5 separate regions of the Homo sapiens genome follow, and all the other regions are linked to region 2. Evidence: read pairs that join two places in POLR2A ChIA-PET (ENCODE). Cell type or tissue: HepG2. All regions are shown on one strand. Links, peaks and the distances in the headings refer to the core of each region. The heading gives the core; the rest is flanking DNA.

Evidence for each region. ChIA-PET counts read pairs that join two places held together with the same protein. Peaks named below come from ENCODE experiments on the same cell type or tissue, not always from the same donor. Only the 100,000 strongest peaks of a DNase experiment are listed, where the experiment ranks them.
Region 1: POLR2A ChIA-PET joins it to region 2 with 19 read pairs; 15 of 35 experiments call an interaction of 5 or more read pairs at or near these places.
Region 3: POLR2A ChIA-PET joins it to region 2 with 22 read pairs; 19 of 35 experiments call an interaction of 5 or more read pairs at or near these places.
Region 4: POLR2A ChIA-PET joins it to region 2 with 13 read pairs; 21 of 35 experiments call an interaction of 5 or more read pairs at or near these places.
Region 5: POLR2A ChIA-PET joins it to region 2 with 11 read pairs; 20 of 35 experiments call an interaction of 5 or more read pairs at or near these places.

What each region holds. Positions count from the first base shown.
Region 1 is chr22:36,433,582-36,438,149 of GRCh38, forward strand. No RefSeq gene overlaps it. Among named protein-coding and RNA genes, the nearest start is that of TXN2, 46 kb to the right of the region's middle. RefSeq lists enhancers at 2,064-2,193, 2,215-2,850. In HepG2, for the core only: no CTCF peak of the experiment used is centred there; DNase peaks (open chromatin) are centred at 1,250, 2,110 and 3,360; H3K4me3 peaks cover 1,505 bases.
Region 2 is chr22:36,351,129-36,355,696 of GRCh38, forward strand. The region is part of intron 1 of MYH9 (myosin heavy chain 9); the gene reads right to left. Among named protein-coding and RNA genes, the nearest start is that of MYH9, 35 kb to the right of the region's middle. RefSeq lists enhancers at 1,848-2,577, 3,027-3,527, 3,528-4,028. In HepG2, for the core only: a CTCF peak has its summit at 4,034; DNase peaks (open chromatin) are centred at 203, 1,103 and 1,793; H3K4me3 peaks cover 1,667 bases.
Region 3 is chr22:36,407,741-36,412,308 of GRCh38, forward strand. It overlaps MYH9-DT (MYH9 divergent transcript), which reads left to right. Exons shown (of 3, transcript NR_183573.1): 3 at 2,287-3,261. Among named protein-coding and RNA genes, the nearest start is that of MYH9-DT, 21 kb to the left of the region's middle. RefSeq lists an enhancer at 1,407-2,027. In HepG2, for the core only: no CTCF peak of the experiment used is centred there; DNase peaks (open chromatin) are centred at 2,491 and 4,041; H3K4me3 peaks cover 1,460 bases.
Region 4 is chr22:36,420,741-36,425,308 of GRCh38, forward strand. It overlaps the pseudogene RPS15AP38. Among named protein-coding and RNA genes, the nearest start is that of MYH9-DT, 34 kb to the left of the region's middle. In HepG2, for the core only: no CTCF peak of the experiment used is centred there; a DNase peak (open chromatin) is centred at 2,051; H3K4me3 peaks cover 525 bases.
Region 5 is chr22:36,449,370-36,453,937 of GRCh38, forward strand. All of the region lies in intron 1 of LOC124905111 (a long non-coding RNA gene), which reads right to left. Among named protein-coding and RNA genes, the nearest start is that of TXN2, 30 kb to the right of the region's middle. RefSeq lists enhancers at 2,137-2,641, 2,421-2,620, 2,642-3,145. In HepG2, for the core only: no CTCF peak of the experiment used is centred there; a DNase peak (open chromatin) is centred at 2,502.

The DNA.
Region 1 (4,568 bases), core at 273-4,272, 83 kb after region 2:
TATTCCTGGGCCGGCTCTCCCCTACCCACCTCCGCCACATTCTGAGTGGTCTCCCAAATACAGACCCAGGAGGCCAATCTCCTGGGCTCCTGTATCAGTCAGGGCTTAACCAGAGAAACAGAACCTGGAGGAAATATAGAGGCAGAGATAAAGATGGACAGATAGATTGCAAGGAATTGGCACATGTGATTGTGGGGCTGGCTGGGAAAGGCTGACAGGTGCAGGCAGGCCAGCGGGAGGGGCGGGCTGGGGCTCAGGCAGGGACTGAAGCCGCTGGCCGTAGGTGGAATTTCTTCCCATCTCCAGATTCCTAACTCCGTCACATCTGCAAAGTCCCTTTTGCCATGTAGGTTAACACATTTGCAGGTTTGCGGGATCAGGACATGGACATCTTTGGGTCATTATCTGGCTCACCGCAGCCCCAGAGGGCCTACTGCCCTTCCATTTGTTCATTCACTCATTTCTTTCTTCCTTCCTTCCTTCCTTCCTTCCTTCCTTCCTTCCTTCCTTCCTTTCTTTCTTTCTTTCTTTCTTTCTTTCTTCTTTCTTTCTTTTTCTCTTTTCTTTCTTTCGTTCTTTCTTTTTTCTTTCTTTCTTTCTTTCTTTCTTTCTTCTTTCTTTCTTTTTCTCTTTCTTTCTTTCTTTCATTCTTTTCTTTCCTTTCTTTCTTTTGAAATGGAGTCTCGCTCTATTGCCCAGGCTGGAGTGCAGTGGCGCGATCTCGGCTCACTGCAACCTCCGCCTACCGGGTTCAAGCGATTCTCCTGCCTCAGCCTCCCGAGCAGCTGGCGTTACAAACGTGAGCCACCACGCCTGGCTAGTTTTTGTATTTTTAGCAGAGACGGGATTTCACCATGTTGGCCAGGCTGGTTTCAAACTCCTGGCCTCAAGCGATCTGCCCTCCTCGACCTCCCAAAGTGCTGGGATTACGGGCGTGAGCCACCGCGCCCGGCCTCATTCACTCATTTCTTTTCCCAGGGTCCACCTACCCAGGCTAGGCCTGCTGTGCTGAGGACACCGAGGGAGGCAGACCGTGGCCCTGCCCACCATAATTAAGTGTTGGAGGCCACTGTCTAGGGGTAGAAGCAGCCACAGAAACATAGAGATACAGAGAAACAGGTGACTCAGTGAGGTCAGGGCACAGGACCTTTATGACATGTGGGGAGGGTGAGGTCTGAGAATGGAGGAGGGAAAGACCGGCTGTGTGGAGGGAAGGGGGTGCCTGTGGGGCCTCGCCCCTGGAGCCCTGGGACCCTCCTGCGCTAGGGGTGCAGAGTCCACAGCGAGGGACAGTGCACAGTTAGGCAGGCTCTATGCAGTCAGTTTTACTCCAACCCTTTGTTGGCAAGAGGGGAGGGAATCGGTTATATTAAAACAAACACAGACAGAGCAGGGAGTGCGAAGGCCACGTTCATAAGGTTCCTTCAGTAAACAACAAAGACCTGGAGAACTGTCGAGTGAGCCTCTAGTTCAGTTCCTTGACCCGCCTTTTCCCTCCCCACTTTCTCCTGTATCCCACCAGCTCCTCTTGCAATGAGGCACTGCTGTGGGTTTGAGAAGCGCTGAACGGCCCAGAGCTCAGCCTGGACTAGAAAGACTCAGGTGCGCCAGGCGTAGTGGCTCACGCCTGTAATCCCAGCACTTTAGGAGGCCGAGGCAGGCGGATCACCTAAGGTTGGGAGTTCAACACCAGGCTGACCAACATGGAGAAACCCTGTTTCTACTAAAAATACAAAATTAGCCGGGCGTGGTGGCACATGCCTGTAATCCCAGCTACTCAGGAGGCTGAGGCAGGAGAACTGCTTGAACGTGGGAGGGGGAGGTTGCAGTGAGCCGGGATCGCGCCATTGCACTCCAGCCTGGGCAACAAGAGCACAATTCCATCTCAGAAAAAAAAAGAAAAAAGAAAAAAAGGAAGGCTCAGGTGCTCCTTCATTCAACCACAGTCACAGAGATGCCCAGCCAGGTTCTTCCTGCCAACATGCACGTCTGAGGCAGGGACCTGGCCGAGGGCTGGCTGGTCAATAAAAGGCCCCTCCCTTCACGGCCTTCCCTGTCCCCACCTCCTAACCTCTGGTTTTCACCAGCTTCCTCTAGCTTCTTTTCAACACAGCTTTCACTGCTGGCGGCCTCTGTGTCTTTGATATCCCGCTAGGTGCCGGGCTCTCTGCTCAGCAGTGCGGATGCAAGAGGAAACCAGGGTGGCCCATCAAAGCAGCCCCTGGGTTTGAATCCTGGCCCCACCACTTAAAGCGGAGTGCGGGAAGTTTCCTTTCCTCGTCTGTCAAATTAGGGTATTTCCCCACCCTCACACCTGGCTTAAGGCACTCATCTTCAGCTCAGGAGGAATCCTGCTCACAGTTACAAAGGCTCAGTTACTCAACCTCCTGCTGCAATAGATCACACCCTCCACTTCAAGAACAGTCCCCAGAAAAGCAGCCACTGTGACTGCCGGGTTCACCACAGCGTCGCCAGTGTCTCTCACCGGGTCTGGCACGCGGCAGGGGCACAATAAATACCCCCCCTTCATTCCTTCAGCTTATGCATATTAATCATCAGACAAGTGCTAAGACTTAGGCATATCTTTTCTCATTTTCCAGCTGAGCAAAGTGAGACTCAGAGAGGTCAAGTGGCTTGCCCATAGTCACACAGCAAGTAAGTGACTAAGCTGATATTTAGAACTAGTTCTTCCACCAGACTTTTTCCACTTGACCCAAAGTGTCAAAGTGTAGAAATATGGAGGCAAGGAAAGGGTTGGTCTTTTGGGAAGATGACCAGAACAGCAGATGAGAAATGGGCTGGGGCAGGTTCCCTATGGGCATTGAAGGTCAAGTGGGGGATAGGAGGGCTTAGGCTGTCATCCTGTAGGCCACAGGACTGGAGGTTTGTTCCTGCTTTGGGCCCTTGTAAAACTAAAGTGGAGGCCGGGCATGGTGGCTCACGCCTGTAATCCCAGCACTCTGGGAGGCCGAGGTGGGCAGATCACCTGAGGTTGGGAGTTTGAGACCAGCCTGACCAACAAGGAGAAACCCCATCTCTACAGATACAAAATTAGCAGGGCGTGGTGGCACATGCCTGTAATCCCAGCTACTTGGGAGGCTGAGGCAGGAGAATTGCTTGAACCTGGGAGGCAGAGGTTGCGGTGAACCAAGATCATGTCATTGCACTCCAGCCTGGGCAACAAGAGCGAAACTCCGTCTCAAACAAACAAAAAATAAAGTGTCACAGGCAGACGGCTTATCACACTACTCAGTTTTCTTACCTGAAAACATGGCACAGATGTACTGATAAGGGTTAATAATCCCAGTGGAAAGAGTTTGAGCCTTGGCGTCAAATATATCTGGGTTAAAATTCCAGCACTACCACTTCCTGGTTGGGGGACCTCAGCAAACAATAAAATGATTTACCCGTCTGCCTCTCAGTGTCCAGCTCAGGAGAATAGGTCTGATCTTTTTTTTTTTTTTTTTTTTTTGAGACAGAGTCTCGCTCTGTTGCCCAGGCTGGAGTACAGTGGCGCAATCTCGGCTCACTGCAACCTCCATCTCCCGAGTTCAAGTGATTCTCCTGCCTCAGCTTCATGAGTAGCTGGTACTACAGGCATGCGCCACCACGCCCAGCTAATTTTTGTATTTATTTATTTATTTTTTTAGTAGAGACGAGGTTTCAGCATGTTGGCCAGGCTGTTCTCGTACTCCTGACCTCAAGTGATCCACCCGCCTCAGCTTCCCAAAGTGCTGGGATTACAGGCGTGAGCCACTGTGCCCTGCCTGATCTTTTTATTTATTTATTTTTTTCCCAAGACGGAGTCTTGCTCTGTCACCCAGGCTGGAGTACAGTGGCTTGATCTTGGCTCACTGCAACCTCCACCTCCCGAGTTCAAGCGATTCTCCTGGCCCATCCTCCTGAGTAGCTGGGATTACAGGCACGTGCCTCCACGCCCAGCTAATGTTTGTATTTTTAGTAGAGATGGGGTTCCACTATGTTGGCCAGGCTGTCTCGAACTCCTGACCTCAGGTGATCCACCCACCTCGGCCTCCCAAAGTGCTGGGACTACAGGTGTGAGCCACTGCGCCTGGCCACTCTATGGGCTTTTCATTTCTTTCTTTCTTTCTTTTTTTTTTTTTTTGAGACAAGGTCTCACTCTGTCACCCAGGCTAGACTGCAGTGGTACAATCACAGCTCACTGTAGCCTTGACCTTCCAGGCTTGAGCCATCCTCCCACCTCAGCCTCCCAAGTAGCTGGGACCTCAGGCTCATGCCACCATGCCCAGCTAGTTTTGATTTATTTTTTGTAGAGATGAGGTCTCACTTTGTTACCTAGGCTGATCTCGAACTCCTGGACACAAGCATCTTCCTGCCTCGGCCATCCAAAGTGCTGGGATTACAGGTGTGAGCCACAGTGCCTGGCTTCTTTTTCTTTTTGTTTCTTTTCTTTTTTTTTTAAGAGTCAGGGTCTCAAGCCGGGAGCGGTGTAATCCCAGCACTTTGGGAGGCTGAAGTGGGTGGATCACTTGAGGTCAGGAGTTCGAGACCAGCCTGGTCAACATGGTGAAACTCCATCTCTACTA
Region 2 (4,568 bases), core at 183-4,182:
TCAAGGCCAAGGGGCTCCCCTGGACTCACTCCAGAAGGGGCGGTTTTCCAGGAAAAAACCTTTTTGCTGGCTCCCTTTCGCCAGGAGGGACACAAGTCCCAGGAACAGAGCTTGGCAGCATCACCAGCTTCCCCGGCCGGTGGCTCTGTTGACATTTCCCAACACAGGCAAACCCCACAGACCCTTGTGGGGGCCAGGGGGCACATCCACTCTGCAAGGACCACCCTGAGAGCAGGCCGGGCTCAGAATGAGTCAGAGCAAACAAGACAGGAACGGTGGCTGTGAACTGCCTGGCCGCCCCTCGTCTTTGCTGCGGGTCTGAGGTCTAGGGTCTATACCAGGAGCAGCCTCCAGGGCACCACCAGCTTATTTTCAGCTGTCTGCACTTCACCCTGGCCAGTCCATTCAAGCAAATCCAAGGTTTCTCCCTGCCAGGTAAATCCTAGTTGTTCTTTCTCCCTACCATGTGTCTAACCACTAACTAGTCAACAGGCACCCCTAGGGTCCCAGCACCCAGGCTCCCCAAAGTCTCCCCATCGCGCCCCTGCCCTGCTCAAGACCTTGCAGCAATCACAGAACACAGGTCTCAGGCTGCGGGTTCTCAGCCTTTTCATAGACCTCAAACCCACAAAGGATAACTCCATGAATAGCAGAGAGACTCACTTGAACCCCATGCCCCCAAACCCTAAGTGTGTTGCTGACCCCGCCAATGAACGCATCTGAGGACATCGGTGCCCCTCACGAGACTCCTACCGAGAGCAGAAGGGGCAGGGGATGGTTACTAAGTACCTCCCAGCACCACGCTCAGTTTATTCACCACCTCACCTAACTGGCAACCATCCTGGGAAAGAGCTGTCTCATCATCCCCAATTCATAAACTAGGAAACAGACTCAGAAAGGGCAAGTCACTTGCCCAGAGTTGCCCAACCCAGGCATGGAGTGGGACGCTAACCCAGGGACGCCTGGCTCCTGTGCCTGGCCTCCTCCCAGAACAATTGTGCCTGGGGTCCCTCGGAAGCCAGGCCGGCACTGGAGCTGGGCCCTAACTGTCCCCACGAGCTGAGTGTGATGTGGGGAGTGGAGAGGAATGCATTCCAGAGCGTTCAACAAATATTTGCCGGATGTTATCAGGTAGGCAGGAAGGCTGAGTGAGCCTTCCCAGTGTGGACCACATGGCCCGTCAAAAAGCAGGCACGTTAGAACTCAAGATTTACTCCCTCGGCCCGCTACTGTCGGCGCAAGCTTGCAGCCCATCAGCAGTGGCAGAATGAGCTCTGACCGTCCTCAAACGCTGCTTCGCCCCAGCAATGCCAACCCTAACAGCAAAGAACCCATCTGGTAGCCTGGCTTCTCGGCAGCCCATGGGCACCCTCAGGCTGCAGGGCCCAGGCACTCAGACTGCCCTGGAAATCCGCTCTGGAGGGTCACAAACATCACACCAGCTGGCGGGGAGGAATTCCACCCAACCAACTGCCCTCAGAACCTCACCCTGTCCGACTTTCAGGCTTTGGTGGGAGGGCAGGGGACAGTCACAGGCCAGTGGTGTCCACTTGAAGACTAGCAGAGGCCTGGCCACCAAGCCACAGTTCTTGCAAGAGGAAGAGAGAATGCATCCCACCAGGGACACCCCCCGCCTCCAAGGACCAAGGCTCCAGCTGAAGGTCAGAGCCCCAGCTTGCTGGGCACCTCCCTCCCAGAACTTTTCATTAAGCAAGGCTGGGCTCTGCTCAGCCTGGCCAAGGACAGGGCTATTTGGTTTCAGCAACTCTGCTAGAATGACGTGGGTGAGCAGCGGCGCCAAGATCAATACACGGGTTAGACCGGCAGGGAGAGCCGCAAAGGTCAGGATAAACAGTGGAGTTTCTATGAAAGCCCCCTCGGCCACCTGGGCAGGATCAGCCACATTCAATGATGGGGAGCCACAGGGCTGCAGCAGAGCTGCTGTTTCCACTCGTATCCTGTGCCTCTGGGGGCGTGTGTGTGTGTGTGTGTGTGTGTGTGTGTATAAGTGTGTTCAGTCAGGTTAATACTCAGACCTCTCCAGGATGCATGTGGGTTAAACCACCTTATCTATAATCCATATGCCTCATTTATGAATGGGGGATAGTAAAGAGCTGCTAAAAATTCAATAAGGGGCACGACAGCGGGATACCCGGGAGGTAGTCTATCAAACACAGCAGCCAGCGTGCAGCCACTCCTTCCTACTCTGTCCTGGGGCTGTTAAACAGCCTCTTTGAAACTTTTTTTTTTGAGACAGAGACTCACTCTGTTGCCCAGGCTGGAGTGCAATGGCAAGATCTCAGCTCGCTGCAACCTCCACCTCCCAGATTCAAGCAATTCTCCTGTCTCAGGCTTCCGAGTAGCTGGGACTACAGGCGCCCACCACCACAGCCGGCTAATTTTTGTATTTTTAGTAGAGATGGGGTTTTAGGTCAGGCTGGTCTTGAACTCTTGACCTCAGGTGATCTGCCCGCCTTGGACTCCCAGAGTGCTGGGATTACAGGCATGAGCCACTGTGCCCAGGTGAAACTTTTTAAAACTGCCCATAATAAAAAAGTTTTTGAAAATAAAAGAAAAATAATCCCCTAAATTCCTGAACTCCCCCCACCGCCTCTCCCCGCCTTGCAAAATCAGTTTTCTCTTTCTTTTCGTGGTCCTTTCTGGACCTGGCTCATGGAAACACTTGATTTTTAACTATCAGGCAGAGGACAGAGTTTCAGATTTTGTATTTTCCTTACTTACTGTGACTATTTTCCTGTAGGGCTAGGATTTGCTTGGTTTTTGTTTTTTGAGATGAAGTCTTGCTCTGTCACCCAGGCTAGAGTGCAATGGCACGATCTCGGCTCACTGCAACCTCCATCTCCTGGGTTCAAGCGATTCTCCCACCTCAGCCTCCCGAGTAGCTGGCACTACAGGCGTGTGCCACCACGCCTGGCTAATTTTTTGTATTTTTAGTAGAGACGGGGTTTCACCATGTTGGCCTGGCTGGTCTCAAACTCCTGACCTCATGTGATCTGCCTGCCTTGGCCTCCCAAAGTGCTGGGATTACAGGTGTGAGCCACCACACCCAGCCTCAGATTTGCTTGTTAATCAATTTTATCCAACCCATTTTACAGATGATGCAGTGGTGGCCCTGAGAGAAAGTAACTCTACTCGGTCACACAAGCTGGGGAATGAGGACCTGAACCCAGAACTCCTGACACCAAGGCCTCACTGTCCAACATTTAATGGCTGCAGCATATTCTCAATATTCTCAAGTGTTTTTTTCTTTTTTAAGGACCACTTATAAGGTTTTTTTACCCTCTTATCTAGTATACCATCTTTATTTTTTTTTGAGATGGAGTCCCGCTCTATCACCCAGGCTGGAGTGCAGTGGCGTGATCTCAGCTCACTGCAACCTCCGCTTCCCAGGTTCAAGCGATTCTCCGCTGCAGCCTCCCGAGTAGCTGGGATTACAGGCATCCGCCACCACGCCCAGCTAATTTTTGTAGTTTTAGTAGAAATGGGGTTTCACCATGTTGGCCAGGCTGGTCTCAAACTCCTGACCTCAGGTGATCTGCCTGCCTCGGCCTCCCAAAGTGCTGGGCTTACAGGCGTGAGCCACCGCACCCGGCCGTAGTGTACCACCACCTTGAGATACATTCCCAGGAGTGGAGTTACGGGAGAAAAGAACATACAAACACTTCTACAGTCCTGGGATGTCCCATCCAATTGTTTTCCAAAAGGGCTGAATCGACATGCACTGCCATTTGAGCAGGATGTACATGTGAAAGCAACCAACCAGCATCATCATCTACCACTTAAAAAAACAAAAAAACAAAAAACAAAACACACACACACACACACACACACACACACACACACACACACACAGAGGAAAGATCTCCGTGGCTCAGAAAGTCCCGAGCTCCTGTGGGAATGGGCAGGCCAGCAAGAGGTTCAGAAGGAAGCAAGCAGCTCTCGCCCCTGGAGATGAGATTGGATCAGGCTGAGGCCATCCCCCAGCGCTTTCCTTCCCGCCGGCTTCCTGCGGGTGCCAGTCCAACTCCAAGAAACCCAAGCAGTTGCCTTTTTAGGCCATAATCGAGCGGGACACAACCAGAGGCTAAATTAGGACTCTCAGGAAATGATGAAACTGAAAGTAAATAGGTTGACCAAAAACATCTTCTTTCAACCCAAAATGTAATGCCTCAATTATTTGCCTTCTCCCCTTCCCCACAAACATCATATGGATCTTTTATTTCTCCCTGTTTTCCCAGAGAATACTCTCCCTCCCTCCCTCCGTTTCTCTTTTTACTTATTTGTGGGTTTGTCTGGAAAATGAACAGCTAGCACCTTAAAGACAGAATGTATTCTACTCTCAGATCTTTGGTTGAAACGTTGAGAGCATTTCCACTCCCAGACAACGAGGGCTGATGTAAACCTTTCTGTGGGCCAAGTTCTAGGCTGGGAGTGTCCAAGTCATCACCTTCACCGTAAAGCTGCATAGACCAAGGACCTGCTAGGAAGCGCTGCATGTTCTCACTCAATCCTTGCAATAATTTCATGAGGCACATACATACTCATTT
Region 3 (4,568 bases), core at 256-4,255, 57 kb after region 2:
GAAACTCTGTCTCAAAAAAAAAAAAAAAAAAGAAAGAAAGAAATGGTGGCTCTTAATATCATTGTCCCTACAATACACCAGCAAGCTGGGCTTTATAACCCTACTAAAAGGGTAGAAACTGAGATTCAGGGAGATGAAGTGGCTCCTGAAGTCACAATGACAGGGACCAAAACCGGGACCAGAACCCACAGCCAGGTTCTCTTTCCTGAAATCCCCCGCTGCCTCCCTAGAGAACTCTAGCTCACTAAATATGGCTTCTAAACCCTTTGCTAACTGGTTACAGCTCAGTCTCCTGGGTAGAGGCCAGGCTGGCCGCCCCTAGAGAATCTAAGACGTCTGGACCAGTGACCATCTCCTCTCCCCTCCTCCACTGTCCAATTTAATTTCTTGTCCATTTTCTGGGCACTGAGTAGGCACATGGCTATTCCTCCTGCTCTCCCTCAAGCAGGAGCAGTTGTCCCAGTTACTACATGGCACCCTCTCTTATTTCACTGAGAACACTCTTAAAATGTCACCTCCACAAAGACGCCATCGCTAAAGCCCTACTCCAAATGAAAACCAACGTCACTCTCTAGGGCTGACCTCTTTCCCTGTTTTTTTTTTTTTGTTGTTTTTGTTTTGTTTTGTTTTGTTTCAGTTGAGTCTCACTCTTGTTGCCCAGGCTAGAGTGCAGTGGCGAGATCTCGGCTCACTGCAACCTCTGCCTCCCGGGTCCAGGCGATTCTCCTGGCTCAGCCTCCTGAGTAGCTGGGATTACAGGCGCCTGCCACCAGGTTTGGCTAATTTTTGTATTTTAGTAAAAACGAGGTTTCACCATGTTGGCCAGGCTGGTCTCAAACTCCTGACCTCAGGTGATCTGCCTCCTCCATGTCCCAAAGTGCTGGGATTACATGTGTGAGCCAATGCACCCAGCCCCTTCCCTTGCTTTAGTTTTCTTCATGTCCTTGCCATGGCCTGACAAATTGCACACTGTGTTGCTTTATCCATTTACTCTTTGTCTTCACTAAAACATAAACTCCAGGAGGGCAGGAACTTTTAGGGTTAGTCCCCTGCCCTATCTCCAGTGCCTACAACAGCCCTGCATTTAATAAATGTTTGTTGATGGGCCAGGCACAGTGGCTCACGCCTGTAATCCCAGCACTTTGGGAAGCCGAGGCAGGCAGATCACGAGGTCAGGAGATCGAGACCATCCTGGCTAACACAGTGAAACCCCGTCTCTACTAAAAATTACAAAAATAATAATAATTAAAAAATTAAAAACAAAAAATGTTTATTGAATCAATAAATGACACTGAGCCAAGGCTGTGAAGCTGTGCTGATGAACCATCTGGGACTGTAGGGGACTGTCTTGGTGACATTCTAAGAAGTACTCTTACACAAGTACAAACTAATTGTCCTGGAAGTACAGGGAAGGCAGAGATCAGTTCTGACCTCTGGGCAGGGACGAGGAGGCCTCTGAGTGATCCCTTTAGGCTGGGTGAAACTTCAAAGGTGGCAATATAATGAGAGAGAGAATCTCATGTGGAAGGAATGGCAAGGGCAGTCAAGGGCAAAGCTGTTTCCAGGGGCAGAAAACCGGGTTAGGGAGACCAATCCATGTGGCTTTGGGTTTAGGGTTGATAAGCAGGTGAGGAGGAGGCTAGGGCAGGTTGCAGAGGGCTTTGAATGCCAGGTTGTTTGGAGTTTACAAGTCTCTGATAGTGTCCTAAGAAGAGCAATCTGTATCTATATATCATCAATATCTATATCTATCCATATACACATATACACATAATAAAAACACACGTGTGTTTATTTATTTGAGACAGGGTATCACTCTATTGCCCAGGCTGGAGTGCAGTGGTGCAATCTCAGCTCACTGCAACCTCCGCCTCCCAGGTTCAAGCGATTCTCTTGCCTCAGCCGCCCAAGCAGCTGGGATTAGAGGCGCGCACCGCCATGCCCGGCTAATTTTTTTTAGTAGAGACAGGGGTTCGCCATGTTGGCCAGGCTGGTCTCGAACTCCTGGCCTCAAGTGATCCGCCAGCCTCGGCCTCCCAGAGTGCTGGGATTACAGGCGTGGGCCACCGCGCCCGGCCTTTTAATGTATAATAGCCTTTTAATAGGCTCCCATGATTCAGTTGGGGCATAAAAGATTTTACAATGAAAATCTCCTTTCCACTTGTATTCTCACGGCCCCCGCCAGGGAAATTTGCCCACCCGGAGAAGTAACCAACGTCCTTATGTTTTGTGTCCTGCTCCAGCCGATTCATGTTTACAGCGAGTCCCTCACACCCGCCGTTTCAGGTTACATACACGGGCGGTGCAGCGGAGAGCGCGGCGGCGAAGTTTCAGGCCCCTGCCCAGCCCCACTCGCCGCAGCCAGGTAGCCCCTCCACCCTTCCTGCCCGGAAGTCCTGCGCGCTCCACCCAAGGACAGGTGGGTTAGCCAGGGCACGCCCACTTCCGTCTCATTAGCCTATCGAATACGTTATGCAAATTGACACACGACCCCGCGCCTCACGACAACCAATGGTTGCGGAGGCGCCGCAGGTCGCCCAGGTTCCCGTTCTCAGGATGCTCTGGGAGCTCTGCCACGTTTCTGCTGTGGCAGGAAGAACTGAAATTCCAGAAGCCGGAGAAACAAGCCGCCGTCAAGACTGCTGAAGCGAGGCCTACGGCCCTGTAATCACACAAGCTCAGGCTTCACGGAAGCTGGAGGCCATGTCGCCTGATCCCCGGGCTGACCCCTTCCCTCCCTCCGCGTAGTTCCTGCCAAGCTCCAGGTGCCCGGTGCCCACGTAGTCTCGGTGAACGCAGAGAAATCACTGCAGATGTAGCCACGCTTCTCTGAGTTAAGGACTCGGCGTCCGCAGGAGAGCCAAGGCCTCGCTGCTGGGGGTCAGAGCCTCTCAGAGAACAAGAGGCAAGTCCAAGTTCTGCCTCCACCACTTGTTAGCTATGCGACTTTGGGCAATCCGCGTCACCTTTCCAAGCCTCATTTTCCTCATCTGGAAAATAGGAATAATAACACTGCCCTCCCAGCTACGATATGAGGACCAATGGCTAGTCAAATGGAAAACACGAGGGTCTTTGCAAGCCATTGTGCTTGGTGGTTAAGAGTATCACTTCGGTTAGACAGATTTGAATTCAAATCCTGCTTTTCCCAGTTACTTGTGTTCCAACCTTAAGCAAATCACTTACTTTATCTTCTGATTCTCACTTTCTTCAACTGTAAAGAATTCCATGGGCTGTTGTTAGGATTAAATGAGTTAAGGTTTATTGATTGAGACAGGATCTCTGTCACCCAAGCTGGAGTGCAGTGGCACAAACACAGCTGACTGCAGCCTCAACCTCCCAAGCTCAAGCGATCCTCCTGCCTCAGCCTCCCAAGTAGCTGGAACTACAGGCATGCACCACCACACCTGGCTAATTTTTTTCTTATTTTTGTAGAAATTGAGTCTTACTAGCTGGGCGCAGTGGCTCACACCTGTAATCCCAGCACTTTGGGAGGCCGAGGCGGGCAGATCACGAGGTCAGGAGATTGAGACTATCCCGACTAACACAGTGAAACCCCGTCTCTACTAAAAATATAAAAAAAAGAAAAAAAAATTAGCCGGGTGTGGTGGTGGGCAACTGTAGTCCCAGCTACTGGGGAGGTTGAGGCAGGAGAAAGGCGTGAACCCGGGAGGCGGAGCTTGCAGTGAGCCAAGATCGCACCACTACACTCCAGCCTGGGAGACAGAGCGAGACTCCGTCTCAAAAAAAAAAACAAAACAAAAAACAAAGAGAAATTGGGTTCTTACTGTGTTGCCCATGCTGGTCTTGAACTCCTGGGTTGAAGCAATCCTCCCACCTGAGCCCCACAAAGTACTGGGATTACAAGTGTGAGCCACTGTGCCCAGCCTGAGTTAAGGTTTTCAAAGCACTTGGCACAAAGCCAGGCCACGTGTGGTAGCAGAACCATGGCACCTCCTGGAAGCTGGTTTCATCTCATCAGCTGTCTTCTGGATACGATATTGTTTGCCCTGCCTGCCACATAGGATTGTCATGAGTTGTAAATGACTTATGACACGTTTATAAACAGAAAAACATTACACCAATGTTAGTTAGTGGTATGGTGAGGCAGCCAGCACACTGGAAAAAGCATGACCTTGGCCCTGGCTGGGCCTTTTATTTACTGTGTGACCTTGGACGGATGATTTCACCTGCTGAATTGGTATTATGAGAATATATTCTTTTTTACCTAGCCTGGGCAACAAAGCAAGACCTTGTCTCTACCAAAAAATTTTTTAAAAATTAGCTGGGCATGGTGGCATGCACCTGTAGTCCCAGCTACTTGGGAGGCTGAGGTGGGAGGATCGCTTGAGCCTGGGAGTTGGAGGCTGCAGTGAGCTATAATCACACCCCTGCACACCAGTCTGAGTGAGAGTGAGACCTTGTCTCAAAATACATATATATATACACACACGCACACACACATCACATATATACATACATATATATATTCTTTTTAGAGATATAGAATTTAAATTGAAATGTAATACATTATTTAAAACATAATAAGTAATAAAAAGGCTGGGCACAGT
Region 4 (4,568 bases), core at 254-4,253, 70 kb after region 2:
ACAGGAGTGAGCTACCATACCTGGCTAATTTTTGTATTTTTAGCAGAGACGGGGTTTCAGCATGTTGGCCAGGCAGGTCTCAAGCTCCTGGCCTCAAGGGATCCACCCGCCTCGGCCTCCCAAAGTGCTGGAATTATAGGCATGAGCCACCACACCCAGCCTGTTATTATTTTTTAATTTGAGATAAAACAGAAGCCATGTACCTTTGAATTATTCTAACCAAAAGTCTCCTGTTGGGACTTACACAGAACCACTAACTGTCAAGTGTCTGCTGGAAGCCTCAGTTTCCTCATGTGTAAAGTGGGGAAAATAATAGTGCCTGCCTCCTAGGACTTAAAGTTGTTTGTGAGAAATGCTTAGTGCTGGGCATGGTGGCTCATGCCTCTAATGCCAGGGCTTTGGGAGGCCAAGGTGGGAGGATTGCTTGAGACCAGGATTCTGAGACCAGCCTGAGAAACATAATGAGACCCTATCTCTACAGATTTTTTTTCCATGAGGCATTTTATTTGTAAATATGTGTATTACATCCCTAGAAAAAGAATCCCAGGATTTTCCCTCCTGTGTGGTTTTGTCTTGCTTCTTCATGGTCCATGATGCCAGCTGAGGTTGTCAGTACAATGAAACCAAACTGGCGGGATGGAAGCAGATTATTCTGCCATTTTTCTAGATCTTTGAGTTGCACATCAAATCTGGGGCTGATCACTCCACACTTGTTGAGCCTGCCTGTGACAGTCACAACAATTTTCCCAGCTCTGTGACCATCAATGATTTCAAATTCGCCAGTGTAATCATGCTTTATCATCACAGTGAGAAATCGGACGATGACTTTGGAGCATGGCCTAATAAGCACCTGGCGTTTGCCTCTCTTTTTGGCATTGTTGATGCTCTTGAGGGCATCAGCCAGGGGCCAGGCGCAGTGGCTCACGCCTGTAATCCCAGCACTTTGGGAGGCCGAGGCAGGCGGATCACAAGGTCAAGAGATAGCGACCATCCTGGCTAACACAGTGAAACCGCGTCTCTACTAAAAATACAAAAAATTAGCTGGGCGTGGTGGCAGGTGCCTGTAGTCCCAGCTACTCAGGAGGCTGAGGCAGGAGAATGGTGTGAACCCAGGAGGCGGAGTTTGCAGTGAGCTGAGATCGTGCCACTGCACTCCAGCCTGGGCGACAGAGCGAGATTCCATCTAAAAAAAAAAAAATTAAAAAATAATAATAATAATAATAATTTTTTTTCCTCCAAAAAGCACTTTGCAGAGAACCTCAGCAAGGCTGAAAAAAATAAAAATAAAATAAAAATAGGCCGGGCGCAGTGGCTCACGCCTGTAATCCCAGCACTTTGGGGGGCCAAGGTGGGCGGATCACCTGAGGTTGGGAGTTCAAGACCAGCCTGACCAACATGGAGAAACCCCTTCTCTTCTAAAAATACAAAATTAGCCAGGTGTGGTGGCTCATGCCTGTAATCCCAGCTACTTGAGAGGCTGAGGCAGGAGAATCGCTTGAACCTGGGAGGCGGAGGTTGCAGTGAGCCGAGATCGTGCCACTGCACTCCAGCCTGGGCAACAAGAGCAAAACTCTGTCTCAAAAAATAAATAGATAAATAAATAATAAAAAATAAAAAAGTGCTGGACACCCAGACTGCAGACCTAGTTTCTGGCTTCTACTCTTGATTCTTTTCTTAACTCGCTGGCAAGCCTGAGGCAAATCCCTTGTCACCTCTAGGATTCTACTAGCACGTCTGCGAAATGGGTGTTGTTGCCTTACGACATAGGTTTTCAAACATGTATGTTTCACAGTGAAACCCTTTGTGCAAAAAAAAAATCTTAGGCTAGAAGCCGGCACTGTTAGGACTCCAGTATTTTGAACCCTGGTGGGACTTACATCTGCCAGCACCGGTGACACTTTGCTGAAGGGCTCGACTCGAGCTCAGGAGGCTGCAAGTGCTGAGGACGTAATGCCCTTTGGGAGCAGCTCTCAACTTAGCCTGTGCTCGCTCAACGCTTGGGCAAATAACTGGGAGGTCCCGTTCACTAGGTAGATAGCTCCTGCTTCCCTTCTCTGTCTCACTCACCCACTCCCTTATCTAAGTTGCCTGGGATCACAGTCCAAATCAACCACATGTACTCAAATTTTTGTCTCTGATCTGCTTCTGCTTCAAACCAAGTTAGGATCCCCAAATGCAAAACAAGTACCAGCTATGGTCCCAGGAGGCAGGCGGGTCAGTGAGGGCTGAGCTGTGCAAGGCGGGTCAGTGAGGGCTGAGCTGTGCAGGGGCCTTCCCCAGGGGTGGGCCTGCACATGGGCCTTGAGCAATAGATTACTTTATTATTTATTTGTTTATTTATTTTTATTTATTTATTTATTGAGATGGAGTTTTGCTCTTGTTGCCCAGGCTGAAGTGCAATGCTGCGATCTTGGCTCACTGCAACCTCCACCTCCCGGAGTCAGACAATTCTCCTGCCTCAGTCTCCCAAGTAGGTGGGATTACAGGCGTGTGCCAGCACACTCAGCTAATTTTGTATTTTTAGTAGAGACAAGGTTTCACCATGTTGGTCATGGCTGGTCTTGAACTCCTGACCTCAGGTGATCCACCCGCCTCGGCCTCCCAAAGTGCTGGGATTACAGCCGTAAGCCACAGTGTCTGGCCTCAATAGGATACTTTAACAAGGAAAGGATTGACCAAAACATGGTTAGGTTGGGCGAGTAGGGTGGGGAAGGAAGGGACTAAACAGAAAAGCCCAACTAGAGAGGGAAGCTCATGAGCTGAGACACCCGGTGGTGGGACCCTGACTTGACAGTGCTCTGTCCCATCCTCCATGGTGACCAGGTTGCTCAGTTGCAGTGCTCTCCATATCTTCCCTTTTCACCCAAGACTATGTTCCTCTTTTGACCAAGAAAGTAGCCCAAAAGGGATTGTGGTCACTTTCTTATCAGGCCTGTGGTGGAGGCAGAGGATACACGTCAGGCCTTTCCCAGGCCCACGGCCCCAAGCAACTCCTCCAAGGATGACATCCCGGCTCTGCCAGGGCCACTGCAGGACACCTTCCAAACTCTGAGCCGGACGAGGGAAGGAGCTCCATGCAGTGTCCTGCGATTCAGGCCCGATGCACAGTGGGCAGCCTGTTCCTAGGGAGTGGGCACTGGGAAGGGAGTCCAGCTGCTGACTTACGGCATGGCCTCACCCAAGAGTCTTTATCCTGAACTTCTTCAGAATTTCCTCCTGAATTTCTTCAACAACATCCACACATCAAGATCATGGGACAGGATATGTGAAAGAGCTTCATGAACCACAAACCATAAACAATCGTGCAATTCAGCTGCAAGTTATTATTCCAAAGGCTTCTGGGGGGCAAAGCCCTGTCCTTATTCCACATTGTGTCCCAGAGCCTGGCACAGGGCCTGATGAATGGCAGGAGCTCAGGCTTTGCTTGTTGAATGAATGAATGAATGAGGGAATGAATGACAGAGTGGATATGTCATCCAGTTTGACAATTCAATCCAACCAACTATCGCTGAGGGCCTACTATGTGCAGGAGCTGGGCTGGGCACTGAGGAAAATCACAAATAACAGATGGGGTTTTTTTTTTTTTTTTTTTGAGACGGAGTTTCACTCTTGTTGCCCAGGCTGGAGTGCAGTGACGCGATCTTGGCTCACCGCAACCTCCGCCTCCTGGGTTCAAGTGATTCTCCTGCCTCAGCCTCCCCAGTAGCTGGGATTACAGGCTCCTACCACCATCCCTGGATAATTTTTGTATTTTTAGTAGAGATGAGGTTTCTCCATGTTGGCCAGGCTGGTCTTGAACTCCTGACCTCAGGTGATCCACCCGCCTCAGCCTCCCAAAGTGCTGGGATACAGGTGTGAGTCATCGTGCCCTGCTTAAATTTCAGTTTCTTTAAGCCAACTGAGTCAAGTTTCTGTCATTTGCAAAAGATAAAGTCCTGATTAACACACTTAAGTTTACGGATGTAATTCAGTAACACCCCTTCTCAGGGATGCCTACCCTGAACACCACGTGGCTCCTCCCTGCTCCAGCACTCTCTCCTCCTACCATTTGGTTTTATCCTCTGCTTGTTGTTCCTTAGCATCTTGCGTGTGAATTGTGCCACTCCAATAAGATTTGAGGCACTGTTTAAAAACTTTGTTTTTGGCCATGTGCAGTGGTTCACGCCTGTAAACTCAGCGCATTGGGAGGCCAAAGTAGCAGGATCCCTTCAACCCAGGAGTTTGATACCAGCCTGGGCAACATGGCGAGACCCTGTCTCTACAAAAATAATAATAATAAAAAAAAATTAGCTGGGTATGGTGGAGCACGCCTGTGGTCCCAGCTATTCAGGAAGTTGAGGTGGGAGAATTGCTTCAGCCCAGGAGGTTGAGGCTAGGCTACAGTGAGCTATGATCACACCACTGCACTCCAGCCTGGGGGACAGAGCAAGACTCTATCTTAAAAAGAAAGAAAAAAAGGAAGAAAGGAGGGAGGGAGGGAGGGAGAGAGAAATTGATTCACAAGGCAAGGAAAAGAAAGAAAGAAAGAAAAAAGAAAAGAAAGGAAGGAAGGAGAGGGAGAGAGAGGA
Region 5 (4,568 bases), core at 284-4,283, 98 kb after region 2:
AGGACTTGGGGACATCGCCAGCCCCATATCCTTGTTTTATACACCAGGTAGGGCAGGAACTATGGCAGGTCCACAGAAAGGGGCCGGCAGAAGCACAGCCACGACGCAGGCCCCCTGGGCTGTCCAGTTTCTCCCGGACAGAACATTTCCCTTCCCTAGCAGCCCCCAACGTGGAGCACTGGATTTGGAGTCAGGAGACCTGTGTCTTCTGCAATCACTCTGAGACCAACTCCTGTGTAATCGTGAGTGAGCGCCTTCCCATCTCTGGGCCTCAGCTTCCACCTCTCTAAAATGAGGGGGTTGGATTCCATCCAATGTTATAAGAGCCAAAGGTTATGAGTTGGTAGCGCCCCCACCATTCCGGGTTTCTCCAATCTCTCCAGGGGCCTCAGAGACCCCAGACAGAAGAGGAACTTGGACAGAGGCTTGGGTGGGGGTGGAGGTGGGGATTCTGAGCCGTGGATCCACCCTCTGCTGAGTGCCAGGCCTACAGGCAGGCAGGCAGAGCAGGCAAGAGCCGTCCCCTACACAAAGGGAATTGGCCCCTCATGGTGGGACAGAGGCCAGAACCCAGCTGGGCCCTCAACCACCCTTCTTTCCTCCACAACCCCCTCCCAGGGATGGTGGCATCCGAAGCCAGCCTGGCAAGGGAACTGGTTGCCACGTGGGGACTTCCCGGAGCTGGGGGTGATGGGAAACAGGGTGACGGGAAACGTCCTGAGGTTGCTTCCTCCCCTTTTGTTTGGATCTCAGACTGACCTGGGAACCAACTGGGCAGCCATGGGGTATTCTGATGGTGGGGAGTTGGAGGGGGAGAAGGGACCTGCCCCATCCCCTCAGGCTGCTTTGCAAGTTAAAATAGCTGTGAAGATCTATCTCCCAGAATTCTAAAAGCTAAAATACCTTTTGAACCACCACCAGACCATTATGCCTGGAGTGGAAGGATGCTTAGAGGAATCCCTTCTTTTTTTTGAGATGAAGTCTCGCTCCATCACCCAGGCTGGAGTGCAGTGGCGCTATCTCGGCTCACTGCAACCTCCACTTCCCAGGGTTCAAGCAATTCTCCTGCTTTAGCCTCTCGATTAGCTGGGATTACAGGCGTGCACCACCACGCCCGGCTAATTTTTCTATTTTTTAGAAGAGACGAGGGTTCACCATGTTGGCCAGGCTGGTCTCGAACTCATGAACTCAAATGATCCACCCGCCTCGGCCTCCCAACACGCTGGGATTACAGGCGTGAGCCACTGTGCCCATCTCGAATCCCTTTTTAAAACTTCAGGTATGGCTGGGTGCGGCGGCTCATGTCTGTAATCCCAGCACTATGGGAGGCTGAGTCGTGAAGATCATTTGAGCCCAGGAGTTCAAGACCAGCCTGGGCAACATAGGAGAACTCGTCTCTATTCAAAAAAATACCAAAAACCAAAAACCAAAAAATTGTAAGTCATGACCCACTGGTGGATCTTGAAATTAATTAAGTCGGTACTCTGAGTAAATCAGAATTTTTTTTTGAGATGGAGTCTCACTCTGTCACCCAGGCTGGAGTGCAGTGGTGTGATCTTGGCTCACTGCAACCTCCACCTCCTGGGATCAAGCAATTCTCCTGCCTCAGCCTCCCAAGTAACTGTGACTACAGGTGTACTCCGCCATGCCTGGCTAATATTTTGTATTTTAGTACAGACGGGGTTTCACCATGTTGCCCAGGCTGGTCTTGAACTCCTGAGCTCTGGCAATCTGCCCACTTCGGCCTCCCAAACTGCTGGGATTATAGGCGTGAGCCACCGTGCCTGGCCGCAAATAAGGATTTAATAATGACGATGATAAAATAGAAGGGAAAATCTCAGAGCACATCCTGGGTAGTAATAGCAAACTGTCTTGGCTGTGTGGTGGCTCATGCCTCTAATCCCAGCATTTTAGGAGGCCAAGGCAGGAGGACTGCTTGAGGCTAGGAGTTAAAATCAGCCTAGGCAACACAGTGAGGCCCCATTCCTACAAAAAAAAAAAAAAAAAGAAAGAAAGAAAAAATTAGCCGGGTATGGTGGTGTGTGCCTATAGTCCTAGCTACTCCAGAGGCTGAGGCGGGAGGATTGCTTGCGCCCAGGAGTTCAAGGCTGCAGTGAGCCATGATCGTGCCATGGTACGGCAGCCTGGGTGACAGAGCAAGGCCCCAACTCTGAAAAACAAAATAAATACAATAAAATAAAATGGTCAAAATGGCCTGGTGCAGTGGCTGGTGCCTGCAACCAGAGCTACTTGAGAGGCTGAGGCAGGAGAATCACTGGAGCCCAGGAGGTTGAGGCACCACTGAACTCCAGCCTGGGTGAGAGTGAGATCCTGTCTCTTTAAAAAAGAAAAAACAAAAAAAGCAAACTGTCTCATGAAACTCTTGTTTCCATGTTGCACGCTCTGCCAGGTTGTGATGTAATGTATTTCTTACTCTGGGTCACAGTCACAAAACCTTGAAATGTCACTCACTGTCTTGGCTCATGCGTCGTAAGCCTTTGTTCCCCAACAGGGGGAAGTGAACCAGCACACAAGGCCCTTCCGTCCTGCGGAGCTCACTGCCTTCCTCAGCTCCTGGCCCGCACTTCCGACCACACACTGGGGACACACCCTCGGGGGGGCCCCACCCCAGCAGCTGCCCATGTTCACACCTCTTCAGTTATTTCAAACTCCGCCTCTCTCGGCCTGATGCCCAACACTTCCTTCACCCAAGGAGGTCCTGTTCAAATATCACTTCTGGCCAGGCGCGGTGGCTCAGGTCTATAATCCCAGCACTTCGGGAGGCCCCGAGGCAGGCAGATCACCTGAGGTCAGGAGTTTGAGACCAGCCTGGCCAACAGGTGAAACCCCGTCTCTACTAAAAATACAAAAATTAGCCAGGTGTGGTGGCACGTGCCTGTAGTCCCAGCTACTCAGGAGGCTGAAGCAGGAGAATTGCTTGAACCTGGGAAGCGGAGGTTGCAGTGAGCCAAGATTGAGCCATTGCACTGCGGCGTGGGAGGCAGAGGTAGACTCTGTCTCAAAAAAAAAAAAAGTCACTTTCTCTGCCAGTCATATCTTCTGCAACCCTGAGGAGCCAGGCAGGACGACCCCTTTACCCTCTGAATCAATTGGTCTGTATCAGGGTCTGGCAGAGGGAGGGGAAGTTGGCCCCTCTGATTTAATGGATGAATCAAGAAAATGTGTGACTGAGCCATGGATTCATGGGGATGGGGTCCTGGAGCAGAGGCTTGCTGTGCACCTACTAGGTGCTGTGTACCTCACAAGCCACTGGGGACATCAGACCACCAGAATAAGTCCACTTTCCCCAAGGAAAGTGGTCAAATGTGGGAGCCAGGTGTGCAAATCCCCACCCCAGGGTGATAACAGCCCCAATAAAGGCACATGCAAGGGGGACCTTCGGAGCTGATGACACTGTACAGGCATCTAAGAGGCTGGTGACAGGGTCACCAAGCAGAGGTCTAGAGCAGGGCTGAGTGGGGTAGGGGGGGTTCTTCCAGGCAAAAGGCAAAAACTCTGTTGGTACCGTGTAGGTCTTCCACAGCACATGCCACATGAGAAGAAACATTCGCCTGGCGAGTGGCTGAAGTCTATAATCCCAGCACTTTGGGAGGCTGAGGCAGGTGGATCGCTTGAGCCAAAGAGTTTGAGATCAGCCTGGGCAACATGGCAAAACCCCGTCTCTACAAAAAATACAAAAATTAGCCAGGTGTGGTAACCCATGCCTGTGGTCCCAGCTACTCGGGAGGCTGAGGTGGGAGGATTGCTTAAGCCTAGGAGGTCAAGGCTGCAGTGAGCCATGATTGTGCCACCACACTCCAGCCTCAGTGACAGAGTGAGACCCTGTCTCGAAAAAAAAAAAAAAAAAAGAGAGGGAAAGGAAAAATTTTATTTTACATTTATGTATTGAGGGCAGGGACCATGCCTGCTGGGCTGCTCACCACTGCTGAGCAGGATTCCTGGTGTGGCATCCTAACACAATAAATATTTACTGAATGTGTACTCAGGAAACTGCAAAGGGTTCAGGCTGGCCTGAGAGTAAAGTGAAAGAAGGAAGTGGTAGAAGAGCCCAGAGGTCTGTGACCCCAGAACCTGGAGGGCACCTGTGGCCTGGGTCTTTCTCCTGCAGGCACTGGGGAAAAGTCGGAGGGTTTATTTTATTTAATTAACTTATTTATTAATCAATTAATTTTTTGAGATGGAGTCTCACTCTGTCACCCAAGCTGGAGTGCAGTGGTGCGATCTCAGCTCACTGCAACCTCTGCCCACCGGGTTCAAGCGATTTTCCTGCCTCCCGAGTAGCTGGGATTACAGGCATTCGCCACCATGCCCGGCTAATTTTTGTATTTTTAGTAGAGATGGGGTTTCACCAGGCTGGCCAAGCTGGTCTCGAACTCCTGACCTCAAGTGATCCTCCTGCCTCGGCCTCCCAAAGTCCTGGGATTACAGGTGTGAGCCACCGCGCCAGGCCGGTAGGAGGGTTTAAACAGGAAAGAGATAAGCAGTCAGATTCATAGTTTAGAAAATCCTCAGGTTCTGGTGTTCGGGTGGATGCCTGGAGTGGGGAT